Linked DNA regions of Homo sapiens: region 1 is linked to region 2. A link is an interaction called in ENCODE POLR2A ChIA-PET data of the cell type or tissue named here. Cell type or tissue: PC-3. All regions are shown on one strand. Each heading gives the region's core, and the rest is flanking DNA. Links, peaks and the distances in the headings are about the cores only.

Region 1 (5,388 bases), core at 159-5,158, 160 kb before region 2:
TACTCTAAGGAAAATAAAAGCTACTAGCACTTTTTCTTTAAATGTTTTTTAATGTAACATATTAGAAAGGTGAAGCGGGTATTACATTGGTAATGAAAATTTTGCTTTAGGTTAGAACATAGAATAATATGGACTGTAATCAGAAGAAAAGAAGATAGAGCCCATTACATTTAGGTTTTTTGCATCCTTGGACCTGCCTGACTCTCGGCAAGTTGCAATGGCAGTCTCCTACAATAGCACTCTATTAAAGGCACCATCATTTCAATGGCACAATAAAATATCTTCATTTCCAGTGCCAGCGCCACTACCTAAGACCAAGTCTTGACTAAATTTATTACTTAAATTTATTGCTAATTTATTGCTTAAATAAAGCTTAAGCAAAAAAGACAATTACACATGAACTTTAATAGAAGGTAAACTCTAAAAATAAATTGTCACTCTTTAAATAATGAATGCTTTTCTTTGCTGCAGAACTTTTACAGAGTATCTTTGTATTGGTTAGTATAAGAATCCAAACCCCACATTGCTTTGGGAAATTACTGAGAAAATTCTCATCAGAGTAGTAGACCTTAATTACCCAGGTGGAAAGAGCCCATGAATATTATTGCTGCCTTTAGAAGTTTTTATTAACAAACAGCTCTTACAGTATTTATGCTGATTTTTAATTAAGCATAATGAGAGTTTCATAATAGTGTCAACTGATAAATGTAGAGAAATGTTTACTTGGAATATTTGGCTTTGGGAGATAGCAGATTGATAAATCAGAAAATGTCATCACAGGAAAAACAAGTTTAACTGTAGCTAAAGGAACATTGCTGTAATTGCAATGCATTCTCTCTAGTATTAACTACACCATGTTCTCCTTTATGCATATCTAATACACACGTGGAATATGGTAGTGTAGTTAAACAGTGTATGTGTTGCACCTCTTCTATTCCTTCCTGAGATGTGAACAGATAATGAATAAAGAAAGATATGTAATCATTAATTGGTATGGAAAGAAAAAAGAATAACTGAATATGTCACAACCATTTTAACTGAACACATATCTCTCTTCAGTGGAGCGCCTATATACAAAACTGTGCAGCCACCCTAAACATTGAATAATCCTCCCATTGAGGAGTACAGTGAGCAGAATTTTCTGTGATATCATTTGGCAGCAGCCTAGCATCATTTCCCATTTATATCCAGATGTGATGTGCCCATGGATATCCAGTCATCTTCTGTGGGGTGTTACAGAACAAGTTCTTGATAGGTATCTCCCAAGACCTGCCAAAAACCTTATCTCAGAAACCTGCTTCTGTTCTCTGGCTCTCATTCATTAAATCTTAACATCAACAGAAGGTAAACAAACAAAAGAAAAAAGATACAATATAGTTGCCATTTGAAAATGTTAGTTTCTTCCATTAATCTTTCCATGAAAAGAGAATTCCTCCTCTGCAATTTAACCTATTCAGTATAATTCTCCATTTTCAACACATTGTGATGATTTTGACACTGTATATTGATCATTCACATCAGCTTACAAAATCAAGCTATTAAGAAGGAAAGCCATTTATCCAAACATACTTTTTCTTTAATTTTTGACTATCCATCTTACTCTTAACAGGATAACAATTTAAAGTTTCATTTTGGTTTTCTTTCATGTGTATCACTATAGTAAAACTTACCTACTGTCAGGATAGTTCCTCTATTTTGCAAGCAACTCTTAGTCATTTTAGCCTAAAAGTCATCATCTGTCATAAGCTCTTAATCATACTACGTTCCCTTGCATAATATTCACAAGATCCTACTTTTGGAGAGTGGTGTTGGCCGCTCCTAGCTGGTGAATAACACAGAAACATCCCAAAGCCTCTTCTCAGCAAGGATGGGGACACTTAGCTTACCGTGCAGGTACCGTGCAGGTGTTGATCACACCTGGTAATTCCTTCTTCTCATCCCCACCAAAATCCAACAGTGGAATCCAGGACCAACAACAACGTTTTCTTCTTCTCTTTTTGGACACCCTCTCAGTTTTTGTTTTGTAGGCTTGAAAGCCACCGAGAGTTTGCAACCAGGGGCCAGTGATAGCTCTGCAAAGGAGAGGCAGTGGGGAGCCCAACAACAAGTAGGCCCAAACACTAAATATTGCCCTCTTCCCTCTCCGGGCAGTGTCCTTCATGCTCTGAAGACAGGCAGCCTTACCAAAACTCTTACCCCACAGCTTGCCAGTCTCTGTGGAAGAAAGGTTCTAACTGGACTGGGCTGCAGGATGAGGTGACCCAAAAGCCAGGAACCATCTGCGCAGAGCAGACAAGTAGAGGCAGGCACAGGCTCCGTGAGCACGTCTGTGTGTGTGTGTGTGTGTCTGTGTATGTGTGTTTGCATGCCTGTGCCCAGCAGCTGCTCTCCAGATTAGAAGACACCACTCTTTGGCCAGCAACTCTGAAACACCCTCTTAGGTAATTTTAAATTCATGTGCACATCTTGGCTGAGAGTAGAAACTTCCCAAGCACAACCTGGGTCCCATTCTTTGCTGTGTTGCTACCCCAGATATATTGTGAACCACAGACAGCAGTGCTAGCACCTTAGGAACAGATGCCCAGATGGACATTAAATTGCACCTCATTTTGTACCCTGCAGCCATGAGCTGATGTAAGCCTTGTTTGTGATTTAAGTAACAAGGGCATGACCCCTTCTTTGACACCCATAACCCAAGGCACTGTAAACATTCGCTATTATTAACGCTGTGTTGGACTCAAACTTGAATGCCTGCCTGTTCCATTTAGTGTCACAGGAGACACGAGGGCAAAGTGCTGAGGAAACTCTAGAGCAACATCGGAATGCATGGTGGTATGTTTATTATTATTATTTGACATTTTGTTTTATATTATTCAAGTGTTAAGAAAACCTTCATACTTAGGATTGCTAAAATTTGAAGCATCTAATTTTCTTTAAGTAGGATCACTTGTTCAGATTGAGGGGTTGGATAGAAGGGAGGAGTTTGTTCATTTATTCAACAAATATATATTTCAGCATCCATTATGTATCAGATCACTTACCAGACATGCCTACCACCTGCCCAGTGCTCAAGTCATGCATTATCTAATTTAATCCTCACAGCAGCCCTTTAAATTAGTCCTACTCCTGGTGATCTAATGAGAAAACCAAAGATCAGAATAATTTAATAACTTCCTAGGATCTCACAGATGATAGATATAAGACTGAGGATTCAAAATTGAATCTGAGTTACTCCAAAGCCCATGCTCTTTATTTTTAATTTTTAACATCAAAATAATTTCAGACTTATAGAAAAAATACAGGAATAATAAAGAATTTCCATATGCTCTTCACTAAGGTTCTCCAATGTTTAACATTTTACCACTGGTTGTATTCTCCCTCTCTTTCTCTTTCTCTCTCTCTCTCTCTGTCTCTCTCTCTCTCTCTCTCTCTCTCTCTCTCTCTCTCTCTCTCTCTCTCTCTGTCTCTCTCTCTCATCCTCCTTTCCACCCGTGAGTTTATTTTGGTGTGTGTATATTTTTTTCTGAATTAATTTATATACTTTAGTGTGATTATCTTAAAAATGTAAGTATACTCTTCTACATAACCACAGTATAACAATTAAATTCAGTAAATCAACTTTACTTTCTAATCCATAGATCCCATTCAACTTTTCACCAAATGTCTCAATAATATCCTTTATAGAAAAAAAATGGTTTTTTAGTCCACGATTATGTGTTGCATTTAGTTGCCTTGTCTCTACGTTCCTTCAATCTTGAACAGTTCTGTAATCTTCCTTTTTTATATGTGACCTTCACATTTTTGAAGAGTACGTTTTGTAGAATGTTCCTTAGTTTAGATTTGTGTGATGTTTCCTCATTGTGAGATTGAAATTGTGTATTTTTATGGCAGGAATACTACAGAAACAATGCTGTATTCTTCTTAATCATATCAGGAGTCACATAAACGGAGTTAGTCTTGTAACCAAACCCACTTGCTTAAGGTGGTATCTGTTAGATTTACTGTAAAATTATGGTTTTTCCTTTTGCAGTTAATAAATATTTTGTGGGGAGATACTTGGAGACTAGGTAAACATATTGCTCTTAAATAAACTTTCTTAGAGTGAAGAAGAGCATTCCCTTCTCCTCACTTATTTTTGTGTTTATTTATATCAACATGAGCTCATAAATTGCTGTTTTATTGAATGAGTTATAAATCACTAATATCATTATTTATTTTAATGCTCAAATGATCTCAGATGTGGTCCTCATGTTTTTCTGAGTACTTTCTTACCTTCTGGCACAAGAAAATGTTCCATAAGCATCTTGTACTTTCTGTGCCCAACTCTGGAATTAGCCATATCTTCAAGAAGACCTCCATCCATTATGGAAAATGGTATTTAGAAACCAAGATCTGGGGATTGCGTGAGCTCATTGCTTCCAGGCCCTTTCAGGTAATAGGCTAGGAAACACAAACACACACGCGCGCCTATATCTGTTGCTCTGTCTATTTATATTAAAGACTATGAGATCACACTGATAGCTGCATTTCCAATCTAACACCATAGACATAATCTGGCTTTTAACCCTTTCCATATTTGTAACTCCTTTCCCCAACAGTGAGGATAAGGTGGTTTCTGTTATCCTCAGAATACTTATGTATTTGCTCATTGCCCCTGTGGGTAAGGGCCCCTTTGGCCCTTAGTCTTTTTGGCCCCATCATCCCTGATTTCTCAAGGAAAAGGAAAGGAAGTAGTCAAAATTTTTTAAATAAAAAAGAAGGAAATGATGAGAATAAGAGTTTCATGTTCTTTCTATACCATAAAGTATCTGTATCTTCATGGCAAGGTAGGTATTAGAAATCATCATGCAATCTCTGTGAAGGTGTGAAGATGTCATGGAAACAAAAGTTTATAAAGACTGAGGGAAGAGTTCAATTATTTATTCACATAAATAAATAATTGCCATGTGTCAGGCACACTGTGAAAGATAGACGTAGCCCTTGCCCTTGTGAACCTATAATCTAGTGGATTATTTTTATTATAGTTGCTATTTATTATGTCACACTTTGGCAACACTACATTAAGTACATTGAGCACTTTATTTATGTTATTTGATTTTAATTCAGACAGAAACCCTATGGGAGAAATAGTCTTTTTTTCCAACTTTACAAAAAACGGAACTGAGGTTTTGAAAGATTAAGTAATCTTTCCAACATCACTGAGATAATTAGTAAGAGACCGGGATCTGCATTTAGTTTAGTCTGACTTCCGAGGCCTAACTCTAAACACTAGGGCTATATGAGAAAAAAATAAGGTGGAATTATTCATCATGGTGGCATCCAGAAGGAATCATGATTTTTAAAATCTTGAATGCAAACTCTCCTATAGAACTGTGCTATCCAGTACAT
Region 2 (5,388 bases), core at 200-5,199:
TGAAAAGGGGCAGGGCTTGAAATGAGTTAAATATTGAGAATTACAGATGGAAAGCAGGTAAGTACCTTCCATTAAGCTCATAAAATCAAATTCTTTCTTGTAGAAATAAAGAATTTAAGAGCCACTTAAACCTATTTTCTGAAATTTAATGTCTGTTTGTTTCAAGGGTCTGCGTAACTTTTTAACCTGAGTTAAGAAAATGATGACTAATAAAGTCATTTGTTGCAAGTCTTCATCTTTTTTCTTGATGCTTAAAGGAGTTTTTTCTTATCCTTTAGCTGACATAGCATTTGATAGTTGGGTGGAAATCTTGTAGTGTTTGCTTCTTTTTTATTTTAAAGTAGTTGTTACATTAAACTAGTTGTTATGGTGGTATTTAATAATTTCAGCAAGGAGATATACAGGTTGAATATCTCTTTGGAATACTTGCATTATACTTAACCGGTTGAGCATCCCTAATCAAAAATCTGAAATCCATAATGCTCCAATGAGCATTCCTGTGAGTATCATGTTGGTGCTCAAGAGTTTCAGATTTTGGAGCATTTCGGAGTTGGGATTCTTGGATTTGGGATGCTCCACCTATATAAGAAAATACTGTACATTTGCATAGAGCGTTACTCTTTATATATAATGCTTATATATATTAATAACATCTCATTTGGATCTTAAAACAGCTCTATGAGAAAGCAAAGTTATGCATTGGGCATGATGGCTCATGCCTATAATCCCATCACTTGGGGAGGCCAAGGTGGGAGGATTGCTTGAGCTCAGGAGTTCGAGACCATCCTGGGCAACATAGTGAGGCCTCGTCTTTACTAAAAATAAAAAAAATTAGCCAGACTTGGTGGCACAAACCTGTAGTCCCAGCTACTTGGGAGGTTGAGGCAGAAGGATTGCTTTAACGGGATGAATCGAGGCTGCAGTGAGCTGTGCACACCAAGCCTGGTGACAGAGTGAGACTCTGTCTCTAATAATAATAATAATGATGTCCATGGGTTATTTTTCCTTTAAACAGTTTCTAACCTTTATTTTGAAGCCTCTGTGCATCACTTTGTGATGCAAAAGATTTATTCATCTCATATATATGTGCAATTTGAATACTAGAAATCCTTTATTTTGTGAATTCCATTTAGATTAACCATCAGCATGAAATTCAATGAAATCCTTTTATCAAAAAAAATGTTCCTTGATGGTTGGAATCCAGCTTAAAAAAAAACCCAATATGTATTTCTTTGCCAAACTATGATCCCCATTGGCATAGTACCCTTGAGAATTGTCCAAATGTTGCAAAGTGTTGTCACTTCATTTGCTGTAGTTGTTTCTTTATAACAACTATGTTTCTGAAATGATAGTTTCAAGACAAGGAATGTTGGTAATGTTTCTTTTATCATTACACTTTGGATAAAGTGGAAATTTGTAATTGACATAGGTAATATCTCTCTCTCTTTGCTGTTTTCGTGCCATTCTCTATCTTAGGCAAAAGTTACACTCTGTTTTTAGTTTCCAAATAAACTGCATTAGTGGGGTGGAAAAACAAGGATGCATTTCTTTGTGCCTTAAAAATACTGAAAAGTCACCTCATATGTATAGAAGGGAACAGTGTTGAGGATTTTTATTTTAAGAAAACATGAAAGAAGAAAGGATTTAGAGTGCTCGCTGAAGTTGACTGCTCATTAGAGAAATTTCCAATTTTGTAGTCAAAATCTTATAGCAAATGCATTGCAACATTACACATATAGTTATGAGAAACGTTTTTTGTGTATCTTTTTATTTTTTACTTAGGCAACAACTGAGTTTTTTTCTTAGCAGAGAAAAGGGCACCGTTGGTACCATTGGTGTAATTTGATCTTCATGGATTGTGGATCAAAAATAAATCTAAGATTTAAAACACCTGTTCCATTTGTAGTTAATTTTAGTAGCTTATAGAATAACATTTCTGTGATCTCTAGCCCTTTTGCCTATTGCATACAATGATGAAATACTGTAGCTATTAAATTTGCCTTGTGAAGCCAAGAGGACTAGATTTAGCACCGTCTTTACTTGGCTCAAGATCCTGATTAAAACACAAATTCTAGAGATTACATTATTCATAAGGGAATCTCCCAAAGCTGTTTTTGTGGATCTGGTCCTAATGCAAAATTTTACAAATTGTTTAAAGCTGGTGAATGGGTGTTTTTCCCCTTGGCATATAAATTTGTAACTTGTTAAAATGCTTGTAACAAGCATGTCTGATTCTGACACAAATCTAGATAACTTCACAATTATCAAATTGTATCAAATTGTTCTCACAAGACTTTAAGTTGTCAAGGTCTTTTCTGAATGTGCTATCATACTATTGAAATACTTGGAAAGTTTTGATGGTTTGAGGTTGGTATTTAAAAATAAGTTGCACAAGACATACTGTGGTCCTTGAGCTCCATGCATATCTACTGTACAAGTGAATCTGTAGCAAAGTTTTCTCTTTTCATTTCTACCAAATGTCATACAGAATATTCAAGAACTAATTAAGGAGTTTTGTTATGGTAGTACTTTGTAACCAGCGTCCTAACAATAGTAGCAAAATAAGTTCAGACAAAGCTTTGGTGCTGATGTCTCATTCCCTGGGCATTAAGAAACCCCCAGAAATGTGGTGGCACAAATTAAGCCATGAAACCACAATTCAATACATGCAGCTTGCCACTGCTTACTCACTGTTCCACAATTTGCTAGTGCTTATGACTAATTAGGTATTCACTTTAGAGTTTTAAGTAATTGGTCAGAGGCTTATACCTGATTAGGATATGTACATGGACAAGCTGGGCTGTCATGGTTTAATCTGAGCTTACAGTGATTTACATTCTAAACAAATATGAATAAATTGCACTTCAGAGCCGCTCCCACCTCTGTTCAACAGGATTTAGATGATAGGACTTGGACTAGAACCTTGGAATAGCCATCTGGCATGTAAGCTACATAAGAGCATTGACTTTTTTTTTCTGTACTGCATCCCCTGTGCCTCACACAGTGAGTAGCCTGTAGTAGGTGCTCAATACATACGTGTTGAAGGTTTGAATAAAAGAATACTTATGTCAGGGAAGGAAATAATTCAGTATATGGGTTAGGAAAGCAGAGGAAAATCTAAATGAGAGTGTTTTAAGAAGACAGTCAAACTTTGCAGTGTATGTAAAGGGGACGAGAGCTGAGAAAGATGACTAATGACTTCTGAGAGCACCTTTAGTAGAGTGATAGAGGTTTTGGGTGAATGAGAGAGTAAGTTTAGGTGAGTGGAGACTACTGTTTTCAAGGAAGTTGAACTGTAAAAGGAAGGAGAGAGATGACTTTTTGATGGGGAGTAGGTTATATTTATATATAGGACCCTTTAAGTAAGTAAATGTGAAAATTTTAAAGGAAAGGAGATAATCACAGGTTATATTTTTGAATGCTAGAAGTACTTTCAGTGAAGGTTTCTGAGTTCATTTGTTTTCTCTTGGCTCTGTTTAATACTGTTAGCAGACTCACAGGTTTGAATAATATCATATGCAATAGAAATAACATATTTAAGATGTTATTTTTTAACATCATGTCAGGCTTTGGGCTTTTATTGATTTCCCAGTAGTGTAGCTTTTGTATTTTTATTTTAAGAAAACAATAATAAATCTTAGACTTTGGCCACTTTAAGACACAATATTAATTTTTTTTAATGTGGTAATTGGATTTTCTTTGTAATTTCTCTATACTCTGCATTTAAGTGTAGAGTGATTACATACATTATAGACCCTACTTGGTCCTTTAAAAACTGCTAGTCTTCATTATTTTTATAATTACAGAAAAGGATTCAATTTTAAGAATTTTGAAGATTAGTGAAGCTGACTTAGCTTAGTTGATAGACTGAGAGGCTTCATGAATTTAAAACATTTTTTTTCCAACCCAGAAAACATTCTATTAATATCTTAAGTGTTTTAGATTTGGTTAAGAAAGGGGGTGGAGATGATACAGAGAGTGGTCCCTATGGAGTGGTGAGGATCAAAGAGGGATGAGAAATGGAAGTGGGTTGGCAAGAGAGGGAAGAGATAGATTTAAGATGAGGGAAAAGTTGTTACATATATTGTCAAGAATTCTTTGTGAAAGGAACAACCAAAAGTTTGGTAGCTGGATGGAAAGGGAGAACGTGGAGACGTTTTTGTGGTGGACATTGCTGTTTCTAATGGCAATTTTTGAGCATGTTTTCTCAGAAGAAAGAGCCAGTAGAGAAAGAAGTGGAAAATAGGAGAGAAGGGATAATGGATGGCACATGGCTTCTGAAAGATCGTGGGGAGTGGGTGGAGATAAGAGTCAGGTGAAGTTACCAGTCTTAGGCTAGAGAAGAGATACGTAAGTCTCCTGTGGATACAGGAAAGAAGAAAATGACTGGAATAATAAGTTGCTTATGTTTGTTTGTTTTTGGAGGGGGCTGAGATCAAAGGGAAGAGAAGCCTGCTGGCCTATATATTCTCTCTGGAGTCATAAGTAAAGTCACCTGAGGTAAAGTGGCTGGGTAAGGAGTCTGAAGTAAGTGCTGAATAGGAGATTTTCAGGCACTATTGTTATATGATAGCATCATAGAGTTGTCTTATTTTCCCAAGAAGCCCACATTGAGTAGAGTATAGGAACAGAGAAGGCAGACTGGTTAGATTAACCTAATGTTGGGAATTTGCAGCTTTCTGAATGTGACAGAAAGAGCAAGGAGTGAAGAAGTCAAGGGTGTTGTCAAGAATGTGCTTTAAGTTTTGGGCCATGGAATCAAGACAGAGGACATAAAGTGAAGCCACATGAAGGCTTTTCTAACGAATCCATGCCACCCTTCCATCCCTTACCTTTGTCTCCATCCACAGGGAGTATGGGGAGGATACTTACTCCCTCAAATTAATTATTTTCTCCACTCAAAAATTGAGCCACATGTTTTTATATCTTTTAAGTTACTTCCAAGTTTATCATACTGTAAACCTTTAAAATACAGTTTGTTGTCAGCTATAAGTTGAACTTGTTTCGCCTGTTTATCCTTCCAATATTCAGTATTGGAGAACTAAAATGAGACAGATAAAGTAGTACATGTGCCACATTGTTTCCTACTTAATGATTCTGTAAAGTATCCTTTCTTAAGTAGCAGTTACTTAATACGCTAGAGAAGTAATATGTTTGAGAACATGCAGTATTTCGTTTTCTGTTCCTCCTTTAGTTTGCTAGTGATAATGGCCTCCAGAGATGACACAAACAAATGGAAAAACATTCCATCCTCATGGATAGGAAGAATTAATATTGTTAAAATGGCCATACTGCCCAAAGCTGAAGGGGTGGGTTGCCCCTCCACACCTGTGGGTGTTTCTCGTTAGGTGGAACGAGAGACTTGGAAAAGAAAAAGACACAGAGACA

The links. Peaks named below come from ENCODE experiments on the same cell type or tissue, not always from the same donor. Only the 100,000 strongest peaks of a DNase experiment are listed, where the experiment ranks them.
Region 1: POLR2A ChIA-PET joins it to region 2 with 5 read pairs; 6 of 35 experiments call an interaction of 5 or more read pairs at or near these places.

Annotation. Positions count from the first base shown.
Region 1 is chr3:100,112,167-100,117,554 of GRCh38, forward strand. All of the region lies in intron 1 of CMSS1 (cms1 ribosomal small subunit homolog), which reads left to right. It overlaps FILIP1L (filamin A interacting protein 1 like), which reads right to left and starts at 2,335. Exons shown (of 6, transcript NM_001387850.1): 1 at 1,887-2,335. In PC-3, for the core only: no CTCF peak of the experiment used is centred there; no DNase peak of the experiment used is centred there.
Region 2 is chr3:100,267,192-100,272,579 of GRCh38, forward strand. The region is part of intron 1 of TBC1D23 (TBC1 domain family member 23); the gene reads left to right. Among named protein-coding and RNA genes, the nearest start is that of TBC1D23, 8.9 kb to the left of the region's middle. In PC-3, for the core only: no CTCF peak of the experiment used is centred there; a DNase peak (open chromatin) is centred at 2,800; H3K4me3 peaks cover 1,271 bases; H3K27ac peaks cover 1,578 bases.